2 separate regions of the Homo sapiens genome follow, and region 1 is linked to region 2. A link is an interaction called in ENCODE POLR2A ChIA-PET data of the cell type or tissue named here. Cell type or tissue: Panc1. All regions are shown on one strand. Links, peaks and the distances in the headings refer to the core of each region. The heading gives the core; the rest is flanking DNA. Region 1 has its middle 11 kb from the start of IL6. Region 2 has its middle 62 kb from the start of STEAP1B-AS1.

Region 1 (8,036 bases), core at 2,024-7,023, 90 kb before region 2:
GCTAAAATGAGCTACTGTTGGGTTTTTTAGCATTTCTTCTCTCTCTAGAACTCATCAAAAATATAATAGTAAGCACCAATGTGGAATAGTTTTGAGGTACTGAGTGAAGTCCTTTGAGGATTCGTGGCCTTTGAATTCTATAACGACACCATTGTTTTCCTTCTAAGGTACTTTGAGTAATTGACATGTAGGATTAATCAGGTATTTATTGGATGCCAGGTGCTGGACTAGAGGCTTTACACACATTAATTCATTTAAACTTCACTCTATGGAGGTGACTATTTTATTCTCACTTTATGGATAAGAAACTGAAGTTCGGAGAGGTTAAATGATTTATTTACCTGAGATGATGCAGGAACCCAGAATCATGAAAAAAGTTCATTGGTCTTTGGGAGAAGAGGTAAAATGGGGTGGTAAATTGGGGGTAGGGTTGTCAGAAGAACAGTGACATGATGAAAGTATTTCATCTGAGTGAGCAGGAAGAAGACCCCAGGGGATTGTAGTCTGGGAGGTGGGCTCAGAGGCTGTTGCAAACATCTCAGCATGACACCAGATGGAGGAGCCCAGGCAGGGTTGCACAGGAGCTGGCCGGTTCAAGAGAGCCAACTGTACTGATCTCTTCCCAACTCTACATTAAGTGACTCCTGATGGTAGCTTGAAATTAGTGTGGAAACATTACACCATGGAAATTGGCAAATGCTACAATCAGAGCCCTCCCTTCCCTCTGTTCCTTAGCTAGTTGTTAAATATCTTCCAGACCATAAGTGGGTCCAAGGAAATAAAAGGATATTTTGAAGGCAAAATCAATCCATTCCAGAGATTAGTTATATTGTATGAGCTCTATTTGGGGAGTGTAAGAAAAGGATGTATCAAAGGCATTAAGGATTATTTGATCTTCTCTCATTTCAAAGGCAATTGATCACAAAGCTTTTTAAGGAAAGAGATTGTTCTGGTCAAAGTATGCTGCTTCTATACCTCAGAATGAAGGCTGCCACTTTTATAAACAGATAGGCACAGGCTGCCACCTGAATGAGGGAGAGTTAGGATGTGCGCAGGACACACCTTGTCCTACAGAATTATATGCGCTCAGATTTTCCCCAGCCACGTGCTGGATCATGGCTTGATGGATCAAGGCAGAGGCTGAGCCCAGCTTTTCTGAGCCATGGGATAAGTTAGAAGCAGAAAGTTAGTCACAGTGAGGGAGTTTGCTGCTGCACAGCAGCAGCCCAGGGGCCTAGGGATTTCTGCTTTGTCACTGTCTGTCCCATCCAGAGCTGATGAATGAAGAGGCTGGCTTTGGGGCCCTGAGTGAAAAGGACGAGGAGAGCCCTGAAGAGTTCTCAGGGTCTCTAAAGGATTGCTGCTTCTTGGATCATAAGTTTACTCTTAACTGTAACAGAATGACAGAACGTCACTTCTCCTAATATTATTCTTGGCATAGCATCTTGTGCTGCGTCCTTCTTGTGATTCATCTCCATTACAGTTCTGTTACATATTTCTACGATGTTGCATTAGAAGAACAAACAGTGTTGTTAAATCCAATTCCCTGTCCTCTTCCAACAGTACCCACTGATGACAGGAACCTGGTTGATACTTAATTGTGTGATAGCTAAACTTCAGAATATTGAGTAAAATGTAAAACTCCCTGAAGGAAATTTGGTTCCATTGCATGGCACAGCTCCCAGGCAGGTCACAGGAGACTCTATGCTACATTTTTTTTTTTCTCTCCGAAGCATGCCAGTCTTTTTAGAACAGTTTCAGTGCAGGGTAGAATGCCGTGACGTCTCTGTGTTCTGAACTTCTGTCAAGACTCAAATCATGCCTCGATCCTCCCAGAAGCCTCTGCTGATCAATTTCCAGGAATAGTGCAGGTTCTCCTCTGGGCTCTCCCGCAGGGGCATGTACTGTACTAATCTGTTTCCGGGCAGTGTTGTGATGGCACAGGCTCTGGAGCCAAACTGCCTAGGTTCAAATCCTTGTTCTGTACTTTCTAAGCTGAGGTCCGCTGGGAAGTTAACATCTGGGCTTAATTGTTCTCATTTTAAAAATGGAGGTAGCAGTTGCACCTTATGTCACAGAGTTATCAGAACCTATGTAAAGTGCTTAGCATCTGCCTGGCACATGGTAGAGTCCCAGTAAACATGAGCTATTAATACTGTTATTATTTTCTCCCCAGTTGATTGAGAGTTTCTTGAGGGCTCTATCTTTCTTGTGCGAAGGAATAGCATGAATTTGAGTACGTGGTTGGTGCACAGGATGGTAAACGAATGAAAGCTGGGATCTCCTTGGAATTTATGTCTTGGAAATAATCGTCAAAGATTTAGAAGTAAAGAACAGTTTAATTTATAAAATTTTCTTTGTATATGTGCTTTCTAAAAGCCATATAAAATATTAAGCTTATTTGATTTACAAATTAGAAACAAAGATGGTCATACTTTACGCAAAAGTTAAGAAAAAAAATACATGTACTTATTCCATATCACAGGCAGTATGGTTTACTAGAGAAAACATGGATTGCAGAGGCCGACTTGGTTTAAATCCCAGCTCCATCATTTACAGCTTGTGTGGGTTTGGGCAAGGCACTTCAATTCCCTGTGCCTGCGTTTCCTCATTTGTAAACTGTGGCAAATAATACTTAACCATCTGGGGGTGGTTGTGGGAATTAAATGAAATCCTATCCATTAAGGACAGTTATTGGTATATGCTAAATTGTTGGTAGATGATAATTGTTGTTGTTTAGTTGTTGATGTATTAGACAGAGGTGGGGCAAGGGAAACAGAGAGGAGAAGGGAAAAAGAGAGAAAAGCATCAACATAGACAAAGCAAGAAGGGGAAAGGCAGCTGAAAAAAAAAAAAAGCAAAACCCAAAATGACCACCAAAAAAAAAAAAGGCAAATAAAGTGGCTCATAGATTTCATTTGGTTTTGAAATGTTTTAGAATTGTTTTTTGTAGAGACAAGGTCTCACTATATTGCCCAGACTGATTGTGAACTCCTGGCCTCCTAAAGCACAGGAATTACAGGCATGAGCCACCACACGCAGCCATTGTTTTAAAATGTTATATGTTAAGTTTCTAGTTTTTACATAGGTAACACATACCCATGGCACAAAATTCAAAAGATAACAAAGAGTACTTAGTAACAAAATTACAAAAAAAATTTACACTTCCACCATGTGTGAGCCATTAGGGGTAACTACTGGGTTCTTGTGATTCCTTCTAGAAATACTTCATGCATGTATTAGCAAAATATTCATATTTCCTAGGATTTATTTTTATTCTTCTACATAAGTGATGGCACATCAGTTACACTGTTCTACATTTTGCTTTCTTTATTGAATGGGTTTTAGCAATCATTTCTTATCAGGAGATGCAGAATTGCTTCTTCCTTTTTAGCCTTCGAATTCCATGTATTTAACCAGTCCCCCATTAAGGGAATTTTAGGTTGTTTCCAATCTTTTGTTATTACAGCTAAAGCGGCAATGAATAATCTTGTCCATGTGCGATTTCATACATGTGAGTGTATTAGTGTGATAGTTTCCTAGAAATTGAATTGCTGACTCAAAGGATATGGGCAGTTTTGAGACAGAGACAGGTAGAGGTTGTACAAATTTAATACTCCCTCCAGTGATGTATGGGAACAGCTGTTCCTCATATGTTTGTCAGCACATGATACTGTCAGTTTTCTTGATCTTTGCCAGATTGCAGAGGGAAGAACTTATATCAGCGTAGTTTTAATTTGCATCTCTCTTGTATAAGTAGGATTGAGCACCTGGTCAGGTATTCAAGAACCATTTTTATTTTGTTTTCCGTGAATTCTATGTTCATATCCGTTGTCTATCTTTCTGTCAGTTATTGATCCTTTTCCATTGATTCAAAGCCCTTCTTGATATATTCCAAGGAGCAAACGTTTGTTTTTCACATGTCTTTTAAAATTTATCATTCGTCTTTCTGCTTAATTTATAGTGTTTTTGCCATGCAGAAAGTTTTGATTTATATGAAGCAGACTATATATCCTTTCTTTTATGCTTCTAGATTTTGTGACATACTTAAAATGGCCTATTTAGTCTACTTTGATACAATGAAAATATTCTTCCAGGTTTTCTTCAAGTTTCTTTAAATAATAGGTTTTGAAATATTGGGCAAATTCAGACTATGCTTGTCACACGACAAGATGAACTATGCTTGTTACACCTGATATAAATACACATACACGGGAAGAAATGTAGGTATGTCTGGAAGGTAGAATGAGAAATACTTCTTTTCCTCTTTGTAGTTTTCTTTGTTTTCCAGGTTTTCTGCATTGATTATGTATTACTGTAGTACTCATGAAAATGTTAATTAAATGCAAGTTTATTTTGACCATTTTAAACCTTTCTTTAAGATTCTTGGTCCCTGGATCTCTCTGAATGCTAGTGTTGCCGCCTGTTTTGCTTTGGAAACTGTTTGGCTTCTACCCAGAATAGCTTTGACCCACTCCAAATGACCTCTTGTGGCTAAATCCAATGAAACATTCTGGTCCTAAGCTTGCCTTACCTGTAGCCCATCTGAAGCTACTGACCACCCCTTCCTGCTTGGCCTGCCTCCCTCCTCTCTCCCTGCATCTCCTCCTTCTGGTGGATATTCCCTGGGCCCTTGCTCTAGCCGAGCCCTGTACAGTAATAGGGAACATTTCAGAGGGTCCACTGTGAGCTAGGTGCTCTAAGTCTGTGTATATTATCTTATTTAGCCCTCATCACAATATTTCTTTTATCTTTTCTTTTCTTTCTTTCTTTTTTTTTTTTTTTTTGAGACGGAGTCTCGCTCTGTTGCCCAGGCTGGAGTGCAGTGGTGAGAGCTCAGCTCACTGCAACCTCTGCTTCCCTGGTAGCTGGGACTACAGGCACCCACCACTACGCCTCGCTAATTTTTGTATTTTTGGTACAGACAGTGTTTCACCATATTGGCCAGGCTGGTCTTGAACTCCTGACTTTGTGATCTGCCCACCTTGGTTTCCCAAAGTGCTGGGATTACAGGCGTGAACCATCGTGCCCAGCCTTTCATCACAATATTTCTAAGGGAGCTATGGCTATCAACTGGGTTTTTCAGATGAGAAAACGGAGCATTACAAGAACTAGGTAACATGCCCTAGAGCAACCAGATAGAAATGGGTGGAGCCAAGATTTGAACCCAGGGACTCTGATCGTAGCCCATGCTAAACCAGGCTCTCTTCTCTCTGTGCCTTCTGTAGGCCAACCCATCCTTGTGGGACTTTACCTACCTTTTCTCTTTTACACAGATGACTGCCAAGTTTATGTCCCCAACTCTGAGTTCTCTCTTGCATTCTGGACAGCCCAGTGGCTGATCCACTTGCATGTGCCACAGACACCTTAAATTCAGCACGCCTATATCTCCTAAGATTTTCTGGAGAGATGGGGCTGTTATTTTTCATAGTGTCTGGTAGAAGAGGCTAGAAAATGAGAACACAGGGAACTTGACTCAGGTATTCTATGAGGTTAGTGCTTTGCTTTATAATTAAGTTAGATTCAATTCATCAACCTATTACAGGCCTTAATCCCTGACCTTAAGGAGTTTTTAATGATTCAGTGTGATTTTCATATCCTTGTTCTTTTAAGACCAATATATCCTTTTAGAAGATTAGTTACCTTTTTTCCCACAGCCCAAAGTAATTTGCTTATCCTGATGGGAAGGCCAATTCATTTCCTAAAAGTGAACGTTGCTTACTCTCAGAGAGCAATTAGCATTGAAATTCTGGATCCGTTTAAATCCTCTGAGATTCTGTGGTTCAATCCATTGTAATTAATAATCACAGAACACTCAAGATGGGACATTAGATTTAAAAACAATTGTGTTCCAGCAAGAAGAGGAAACTTCAACTCGGCAAGGAATCTTCTGGCTTAAAGATTGGTTTTTATGCCTTTGCAATTGAGAACAATCTCTATGAGAAAAGCACTAGCAATTCCAATTCTCTAGGATAGTGTTTTTCTTTTTAGCTTTCCTATTAACTAAAAAAAGGTATAAAAGTAACACATGCTAAGTGTAACAATGGCAAGATTGCCAGCCCCTTGAGTGAGCTGACCACTGTTAACAGCTTGTACCACTTTTGGCACCCTGCCATGGGCTCACACAGTAGGATATCAATAGGCATCCTAATTACATATGTAGAATCGAGGTTGGTTTGTTTATTTTATAGTAATAAGATCATACAATGGTTATTACTCTACAAGTTTTTTTTTTTTTTTCTCACCTAGCTCTAGACCATGGATACTCCATCCAGGTCAGTTAACATAGCTTTATTCTCTTAGATAGCATGTAACATAGCAAGTTACACGACTTATTTAGCCAATTTTCTCTTGATGGACATCCAGGTCATTTTTTATTTTCTACCTCTGCTGGCAAGGCTGCAAGAGACATTCCTGTACACATATTTTTATACAATAAAGCATCTGTTTCTAACAAGTCCTAAAAGTAAGAATGCTGAGGTCCAGGCTTGGCTAATTTCTAAAACTACATTAATATATGAGCTGAGGAAGGGAAAAGGGAAGTCACATACTTCTGTCTGCCAGGTACTACAGTAGGTACTTTCCATAAGTTGTTTAGTTTCATCTTGGTCTCCTGTCTCTAGTTCTGCCCCAATGTCTCCTCTACATAAGCACAGATAAGCATATCAATCTGCTCAAAACCCTACGTAGTTCACATGATCTTTATGGTAAAGGCCAAGCTAGTGATATTGCCCACAAGGCCTTCCAGAGTTTGGTTTTGTCCACCTCTTCCCTCTGTCTCTTGTCCCTCTCCCTTTCTCTTTACATTCCAGTACACCTGAACTGCTTGCAATTACCCACCTTACCCGGCCATTTCAGCCCTCTGGGCCTTTGCTCTTCCTCCCTCTCTGCTCTAATGGTCCTTCCCCACCTCATCCCCTGGCTCTTCTATCACTCATCAGTCAATACCCACTCAGTCTTCTGCTCTTTCAGAACGCCTTTTGCAGGTGGGCTTATGAATTCCTGAGGCTATATCATGCTGTGGTGACTTAAAATACAGAAATCTTGGTGGCTTAATACAATTTTTTGCTTGGCCGGTGAAAGTCTGCTGCAGGGCTGGGTCATTCACTTGGGCAACTCCCTTCAGAGACTTGCCTGATGGAGCCAATGGAAGCTCCATCATTCTGTAATTGTACCATCCAGAACACTCAGCCTCCTTGGTTGCTGTGGCAGGAGAAGAGAGGGTATTGTGCTAGCTATGAAGTGTATTGGCCCAGAAGTGACTGCATTAGTCCCATTCTCAGCCCACTGGCCAGCCCTGTTCCGTGGCTCTGCCTAACTCCAAGGGACAGAAGTGTAATCCTCTCATGAGGCTGGAAGGAAAGGAGATTGGACATAAGTGAGCAGTAGAAGCCTCTACCACAGGTGAGATGCTACTACTCTCTCTATGTCTACTAGAATTGTTATATGGCACTAGAATGATGACTTACATGTGTCTCCCCCACCACAGTGGACGCTTTGTGAGGTTAAGGTGTTTTATCTTCCTATCTCCAGTATCTGGCACAGTGTATGGCATATAGTAAATGATGAAGAAATATATGTTGAACAAATCCATTCACACAAATCAACAATCTACATTTTATAGATGGGGACACCAAAGTTCAGAGAGGTCAATTAACTTACCTGTGATCCCATAGCTAGAAGGTAATAAAGCCGATTCACACTCAAATCTATCAGATTCCAAAACACATAATTTTAGGAAACGTTCTAGAAGTTAATATTCCCAGGTCTGATCTGGGACATAAAGAGTTCAACCATAGGGAATGAATTCAATCTTGGAGACACAAGAATCCTACCAGCCTCTACAGCACACCATGTCTGGAATGCCCAGGGTGCATCTGCCTGGGTCCTCTCTGTGTTTGGGGAACCAGTGGTGAAAAATAGGCAGATCTTTATGATTCGACATCTCCCAGGTATGGACTTTAAAACGAAACAAAAAAGTAAGAAAAACCAGTCCTAGCCAACCCAAAGTACATTCAGGTCTCTATCACAGCATC
Region 2 (8,036 bases), core at 933-5,932:
ATCTCAAGATCCTCAATCACATCTGCAAAGTCCCTTCTGCCACATAAAGTAATATATTCACAAGTTCCAGCAAGTAGGAACTGAACATTATCTTTGGGGGCTGTTATTCTGCCCAACGCAACTAATGTTCGGACTAGATAGTAACTGTAAAATAAGGGTTTTTATTATTTTGCTTGGAATCTATTTTTAAATGGTGACAAGTCCAGCTGATTTTTAAAGCTATACCCTAAACAATCATTTTCACTCAGCCTCACAATCTTCCTGTCATAGTTGCTTGGTAACTTAAATGTCTTTTGCTTTTGCTTGTTTTAACAGAACTATTCTTTCCAGTTTCTAAGCTATAACCCTCTCCTCTGCTGCCGCTATTATAAGCTGAACTGTTTTCCTATATTTTTCTTTTTTACAAATTTTGGGGACAAAATTCATTAAGAATTTAACTACTTGGATGAAATAAGAGTGAGAATTTAAAAAAATAGTTATACACTGCATAATGATGTTTTGGTCAATGATAGGCTGCATATATGACAGTAGCCCCATAAGTTTATAATACCATATTTTTACTGTACCTTTTCTATGTTTTGATACATAAATACTTACCATGGTGTTATAATTGCCTATAGTATTCAGTACAGTCACATGCTGAATGGGTTCGTAGCCTAGGAGCAATAGGCTATACCACATAACCTAGGTGTGTGTAGTAGGCTATATACCCTTTAGGTTTGTGTAAGTACACTCTATGATGTTTGCACAATGACAAAATCATCTAACAATGCATTTACCAGAATGTATCCCCATTGTTGTTAAGTGATGCATGACTGTATAATCATTGGTGAAAGACCACTGCTTAATAAAATCTATCAAAGTATGTATATTTGCCAATATGTTTTGATGTAGCCATTTTTTATCATGAGTAAAATAATATAGGAGCTTAAATTTTTTTCAGTATAATGAAGGATGCAATAATATCCTTACAAAGATAAAAGCTAACTTGATACTTTAACATTTTTCAAATAAATTAGAATTTTATAATTTTCAGCCCAACCTGTAACTTTAGATCAGCTTCAACAAAGTTAAGTGACACATCCATCTTTTTTTAAAAAATTTTATTTTGTAGAGGTGGGGTTCTATTATGTTGCCCAGGCTGATCTCAAACTCCTGGGCTCAAGTCATCCTCCTGCCTCGGCCTCCCAAAGTGCTGGGATTATAGGCATGAGCCACTGTACCTGGCCATCCATTTTTTAACTCCATAAAGAAATAATCTCTATATGATAAAATATAAATACCTGTTTTAATAAGTAAAAGGGATTATTTGAAGTGAGACATATCCTTTTATAGAGTATCTTACCTATTTTTAGAAGTGAGATGCAAGGTCTTCCATTTACTGTAAATAGTGATGTCCACATGAAAAGTCTGGCTATTTGTACACTGGGGGAGAGAAGGGAAATTCCTACAAGAGTTGCTTTTCCAAAATTGAGTAGTGACATAAAATTATCTTCAGTTTGTAAATTACTGTTGATTATGTTTTTAGTTTAAATATCTCTTTTTCCTTGTCATAAATCACTTTGGTGTTTTCCTTGGAATTTGAATTAATCTAAGCTGAAGTGTTATCGGAACATTTGGCAGAAATTCAGGAAATGGCCCTTGAGCATTTTGGTATGTGTAAATCCAAGAGGGTTATGGTGAGATAGAATATTTGGGGCATGTGGGCAGAATAGTTTAGTGGTTTTTCAGCTGTCTTAAAACAGTGTCTGGAATCTTTGCAGAAATTTAAACGTGTCAATTTTAAGCAGATATAATCTTCATATGGCTTGCCTTCTTTTTTGTCACTTTCACCCCTACAAATACACCCATACTCCATAGACTGTCATCTGAAGACAGCAAGGAATGAATGAGATGCTACTTTATTTCTTCCAGAGTACATTGCCAAAGATCATATCATTGGTCTGGCATTTAGGATGGAAAGAGAGTTGTTCCTTAAGAAAATTATGATAAGACCTTAGTCAGTGCACATTTGAGAAAGTATCTACACATCTCAGAGAAGCTTTTTTTCCAATTATGTTATTTTGCTAACTAATTATTATATAGACTCAGGGAAGATATGACAAAATAAGGAGGGAGGTGTAACCTCTGCAGAATGGGAATTCAGTCCCTTCCCTTTGTCCTGGATCTGAGGCGGTGGTGAAAAACAGTAAGAGCCCATTCAACTAATTGCCAGTACTATTTTTCACTCTCTCATTCATTCAGCTATTCAGATTGGAGAATGGAGGTATAAGAGGTCTTTTAAACTATTTGGAAAGAAAAAAGTTAGATCTTTATATTCAGGCTCTATCTAGATGAATAAATGATTTGCAAAAAGATGACAACAAAACTCCAGAAGAATGAGTATTTTTATCATCATGAGATAGGAAAGGCCTTTCTAAGCACAGTGTAAAACCTAGAAATCCTAAAAGACCAACATATTTGACCACATGAAAATTTAAAATATTTACATGACAGAATATACTCTGAACAAAGTTAAAGAACAAGTGAGAAAGATGGGGAAAAATTTGCAACATACATAGCAGATCAAAGGCTTATACAGAAAAAAATAAGGAAAAAGAAAAACTCAAAGAAGAAACACTAATTAGCAATAAACCTGCTAATATCAATAATACAAATTAGGCCGAGTGTGGTGGCTCATGCCTGTAATCCCAGCACTTTGGGAGCCCAAGGCCGGCAGATTACTTGAGGTCAGGAGTTTGAGACCAGCCTGGTCAATGTGGTGAAACCCGTATCTACAAAAATACGAAAATTACCTGGGTATGGTGGTGGTGTGTGTGTAATCCCAGCTTCTTGGGAGGCTGAGGCAGGAGAATCACTTGAACTCAGGAGGCCGAGGTTGCAGTGAGCTGAGATGGCACAGTGGCACTCCAGCCTGTGCAACAGAGTAAGACTCCATCTCAAAAAAAAAAAAAAAATTAAAATACCCACTCTATATGATATAGGTATGCATATATGCAGATATACTATTTGGTAAATCAGATTTGACAAAACTAAATAATCTCATAATGTTGAATGTCTGGTATTAGTGAGAATAGGAGACAACGTAAAACCTAATTGAAGGGAGTATAACTTGTTATAACCTTTTCGGAGTGTGATTTCTTAGTGCCGATAAAGGTAATAATGTGCTTTTCTTCTACCCAGCAATTCTACTTCTACCAATAGATGAGAATTTGACAAGGATGCTGCAGAGGAATTCTCACATCAGGCAAGGAGTCCAACCTGCTCATGTTTATTGTCCTGCAGTGCTGAGAATCTCTAAGGCTAGTATGGAGAGTAACGTCTATTTTCTGGTTGCGAGGCAAATCCCTTCTCCTGTAATACTTGGTTTGGTTCTGTACAACTGAAGTGAATTTTTAGTGACAAGCCCATCAACAGTGAATTTGCTCAGAGGCTCACTGTCTACTTTAGTCCTCAGTTGTCAGGATCCCATGTGGCTATGGAATAGGATGCAACTTGCAGTGGAAAAATCATGTCTCCAGTATGCTAGGATTGAGGCAGCACCTCTCTGCCTCTGCTGACAGGGGAGAGACCAAAGGAAGCTTAGCAATTCCCAGGGAAGTGATGTTATCTTGTCTGTGTGGTTTGGTTCATGCCAAGATGCCTTTGGATAACTTTATAAATAGCAGGTTATACTGAATACTAAATGCAATGCGAGCTAGGAGAAGAAAGTACCTGCCTTTAAGTCTACCTTTATTCTATAATAAACAAGGTAATTTACCTTAGGGCTTTGTGTTACTCTCTTAAGGATTAGAATTTTTTGACCAGGCGCAGTGGCTCACACCTGTAATAGTACTTCGGAAGGCTGAGGTGGGAGGATCGCGTGAGGCCAGGAGTTCAAGACCAGCCTGGACAACACAATGGGACACCATCTCTACAAAAAGATTTAAAAAAATAAAAATTAGCTGGGCATGATGGCTTGTGCCTGTAGTCCCAGCTACTTGGGAGGCTGAGGTGGAAAGATCACTTGAGCCTGGGAAGTCAAGGATGCAATGAGCTGTGATTACGTCATTGCATTCCAGCCTGGGCAAAAGAGTGAGACCCTGACTCAAAAAAAAAAAAAAAAAAAAAGAAGTTTTTAATATTCTTGGTTTACTTAGGAGAGTAGTTTGTTTTGTGTTATATCAAGAAGAAGCCAACATGTAGCTAAGGGTTTTCGAGAAACTTAATAACCATAATCAGTCTCTCTCTCTTTTGCCTTACTTGCTCACTCTCACTCACTCTCTCACCAGTCCAGGTACAGTTGGTAGTTTAAACCAAAGTAATTTACCATAACTACACAATCAGAAGCTTCCTTCCTAGAATTTATATTTATTTCTGAGTATTAACCTAAGGGAGATGCAAACAGCCATTACCTCCATCATTCATAGACATACGTAGTTTCTTAGCCACCCCTGATCCAGATCTTTTGGATGACTTCAGAGGGTCAAATGTTCCAGGCAAGGAAAGGGGTGGGAGGTGTACTCAGATCGCATCGCTAACCCCATGGGCAGGGTCTGGAATCCTGTTAGTGCAAAGAAGTGTAGAGGCATTTCTGTAACATAGTTGAATACTTAAAACAATGAACCAATGCCAAATGATATTTCAAAATGAGAGAAAGTAATTTTAGATGAGTTATCTTCTCCATTTGAATTTAATTGGCTCAACTAACTTTTTAATCCAGTTCAAATTCTGCTCATTCTTCCTGGTTGGAGTCTATCTTTGCTTATCCCTTCTTGCCAGCCCCAATCAGTGTGCCTCCTGGATTTTCTGTATTAGGTCACATCATCCTTTTGGGCAAAGATAAATCTCATACTACTATTATAGTGCTCTCTCTTCTACCACAGAGCCATTATCATTCTGTTTGGACGAGTGATTCCTCCTGTGTTTCTGTAGCTTCTTTCCAGGGCCTCTGCTAAGCCATGAGACACCTTTTTGAGAATGAAATAAAACAGGTTACCCTCAAGGACTGTGCAGCCCCAAGCTGGGGACCTAAAACAAACAGTACTTTATATTTTATTTACCATTCACCTCCTCAGCCAGGTGCCTTGTGCAGTTAACAACCTTTGTAATGGCATGTGGTCTCCCTGCCCCTTCCTACTTCTGCTGTAGAGTATAAGAAAGATAAATGGTTAGGAAGAAGGATGCTGGAAGGAATAATTTATGAAAGTCAAATGCAATATCAGGCAAACTCTGGCCACAGCAGTGACACTGACTGTTTATGCACTCACCCTCTTTTTATGGATTTCTGTAGAATATTAAAATGAGATTCATTTGCTCTCAGAGTTTTGGCAGGTACCCCAAGTTTGAGAACCAAATATTCCAGTATTCCAAAGGGAGGTATTGAACCATCTAGGCAGGATATGCTTAGAGACAGTGACATCTGTGTTGCTGGCATTAGTCCATTGGCCAGGTCCAGGTGACATAATAGAGAGGATCAGAGATGCCAGGGTGGAGAGCATCTTTGGAGAGAGTTGTCAGTGTGTGGGGGCATTGGGGAGGGAGGGGAGGGAATACACCTGCCATTTCAAACCAACTAAGGAGAGCTGGAAGATAAACTCTCAGAGAAGTTGACACGTGTCCCCCGGAGTATGAAGGAAAACATGAGAAGTTTGAAGAGGGGAGACTGTCTCTAGTTTGCTGCTCTGGAGCCATGGAATAGAGAGTTTCATTGGTCATAAGTTGTACTTCCAGGGTTTGGTGGGGCAAAGGTGTTTCCCCTCAGTCAGATGAGAACCCCATGGAAGGGACTAGATTGGATCATTTTGTAGTAGACACCGAGAGGACCTTGAGAGAAGGTGACCTCAACAGATGGAGATGAACTGTCGGAAACCATGGGGCAGGGGTCCAGCTGATCTCTTTGGGAGATTCTTATCTATTGGATGTCTTTGAAGAATCTATAAAAATGCTTCAGAAGAGAGAAAATTAGTACTTAAATTCTGCATCCTGAAAGGGCATCTATGCTGAATTATAACACACCAACTGAATAAGGCCTTTCTTTTACCTTTCTTACCTACTGGATTCCAGCCATGGAACTGCCAAAAAAGCAAAACAAAACAAAACAAAAACAAACCAGCAGGTCAGACTGACTGTGGATGAGGTGAAGCAAGCAGGAAAGGAGAAGCAACTTCTCCTACCCTTCCCTCACTGGTGATTTCCTGGTGTGGCAAAGGCCAGAGCTAGAGGAGAGGAGAAACTTAAAATTAAATTTTGGAGTGTTGATAATACACAGGGTGCTAAACATGACTAATGGATTTTTTTGTTGTTGTTGTTATCTGAGAGTAATTGAAAAAGCCATGAGATGTTCTGGAGCTTTTGTCCAGGAGCAGGAAAGTACAAGTTGAGAAAGGTAGTTCTGTGGCATGGTGGTGGGAAAGAACACTGGCTTTCTGTTTCTACCTTTTCAAGTTTCAGTTTATTTACTGAGTCAGTGCTGTATTAGACACAAAGGGTCCTGTTTGCGGAGAAGCATGTGTATGTTGTGAATCCAGCCCTTCTCACCTTCTCAAGGGTGTCAATCCTGAAGCTGTCTCCTTCCTCTTGTGCACCACTGACTTCTCCTTCACTACTGGATCTTTCCTACTAGCATATATTATAAAAATTACTTAGTATCATCTCTCTCAAAAAAAGTGATCCCATGCTCCCTCTAACTATTGCGCAGTTCCCTGTTTCCTTTTACTGAAAAATTTCTGGAGGGAGTCATCCAACCCCAAGGTCTACGTTTCCTCATCATTCATTCTCATCCTCAGCCCACTCCAATGGGCTTTCATCTCTGCCACACCACTGAATGGGCATTTATCAGTAACAGCAGTTCTCTACCCACATCTTCTTTGATTTCTCAGCTGCACACAGTAGGAATGGTCGGTTCCCCCTTCTTGAGACATGTTCTTCTCTAGGCTTCTGTGCTACGCATTTATCTGGACTCCTTCAACTCTACTGGCCATTTCTCATCTGCTAGCTCTTCCTCCTTCATCAGACCCCCATCCTTGGCCTCTTCTTTTCTTTGTCAACGTTCTCTTTCTAGGCACTTTTACCCAGTCCAGGGACTTCACTGGACAGTGCAGATGTAAAACATTTCCATCCCTGAAGAAAGTTTGATTGTTCAGTGCTGGTGTAAAAAAAGAAAACAAAATGCCCTGTCTATTAAATGAAGCATACTTAAATCAGAAGCAATAAAAATAAAGAAAAATCAGGGACATCTGTGTGTGTGTGTATATGTGTGTACGTTTGTGTATATGTGTGTGTATGCATATGTGTGTGTCTGTACGTATGTATGTGCATGTGTCTATGTGTACGTGTGTATGTGTGTCCATATGTGTCTGTGTGTACGTGTGTGTGTGTGTGTGTTCATTAAGGAAAACACTTCTTTTGGTTGTGACAGAAAATTCAGCCCAAATTCTCATAAAAGAAAAGAATGTATTGGCTGATAGATGCTGAAAAGTTGAAAGATCCAGGGGAGCTTCAGGCACAACTTAAATTAGGGCTTAGCCAATGTCCCCAGGATTCCTCTCTCTGCTCCCCATCCTCTGAGCAGCTCCACTTTTAGCTCTATTGACTCCTCATATATAAAATATGTAAATATGTTTATATACATATGAATATATACATTTATGCAATCTATTTATATATATGTATATATGTGTGTATATATACATATATAAAGAGATTTATTATAAAGAATTGGCTCCCATGATTATGGAAGCTGACAAATGTCAAGATCTGCAGAGTGAGTCAGAAATCTAAAGACCCAGGAGAGCTCATGGTGCAAGTCCAAAGTCCAAGTCTGAAGGCCGGAGAACTGATGGTGTAGTTGCAGTCCAAAGGACCCAGGAAGAGCCACTGTTTCAGTCTGAAGATACTCAGACAGGAGGAATTCCATCTTACTTGGGAGAGGGTCAACCATTTTGTTCTAGTCAGGACTTCAACTGAAGGGTGAGGCCCACCCACATGAGGGGGACAATCTGCTTTACTCAGCCTACTGATTCAAATGACAATCTCATCCAAAAACATCGTCACAG

The links. ChIA-PET counts read pairs that join two places held together with the same protein. Peaks named below come from ENCODE experiments on the same cell type or tissue, not always from the same donor. Only the 100,000 strongest peaks of a DNase experiment are listed, where the experiment ranks them.
Region 1: POLR2A ChIA-PET joins it to region 2 with 16 read pairs; 8 of 35 experiments call an interaction of 5 or more read pairs at or near these places.

The regions. Positions count from the first base shown.
Region 1 is chr7:22,711,746-22,719,781 of GRCh38, reverse strand. No RefSeq gene overlaps it. Among named protein-coding and RNA genes, the nearest start is that of IL6, 11 kb to the left of the region's middle. In Panc1, for the core only: no CTCF peak of the experiment used is centred there; no DNase peak of the experiment used is centred there; H3K27ac peaks cover 3,235 bases.
Region 2 is chr7:22,621,005-22,629,040 of GRCh38, reverse strand. No RefSeq gene overlaps it. Among named protein-coding and RNA genes, the nearest start is that of STEAP1B-AS1, 62 kb to the right of the region's middle. In Panc1, for the core only: no CTCF peak of the experiment used is centred there; no DNase peak of the experiment used is centred there.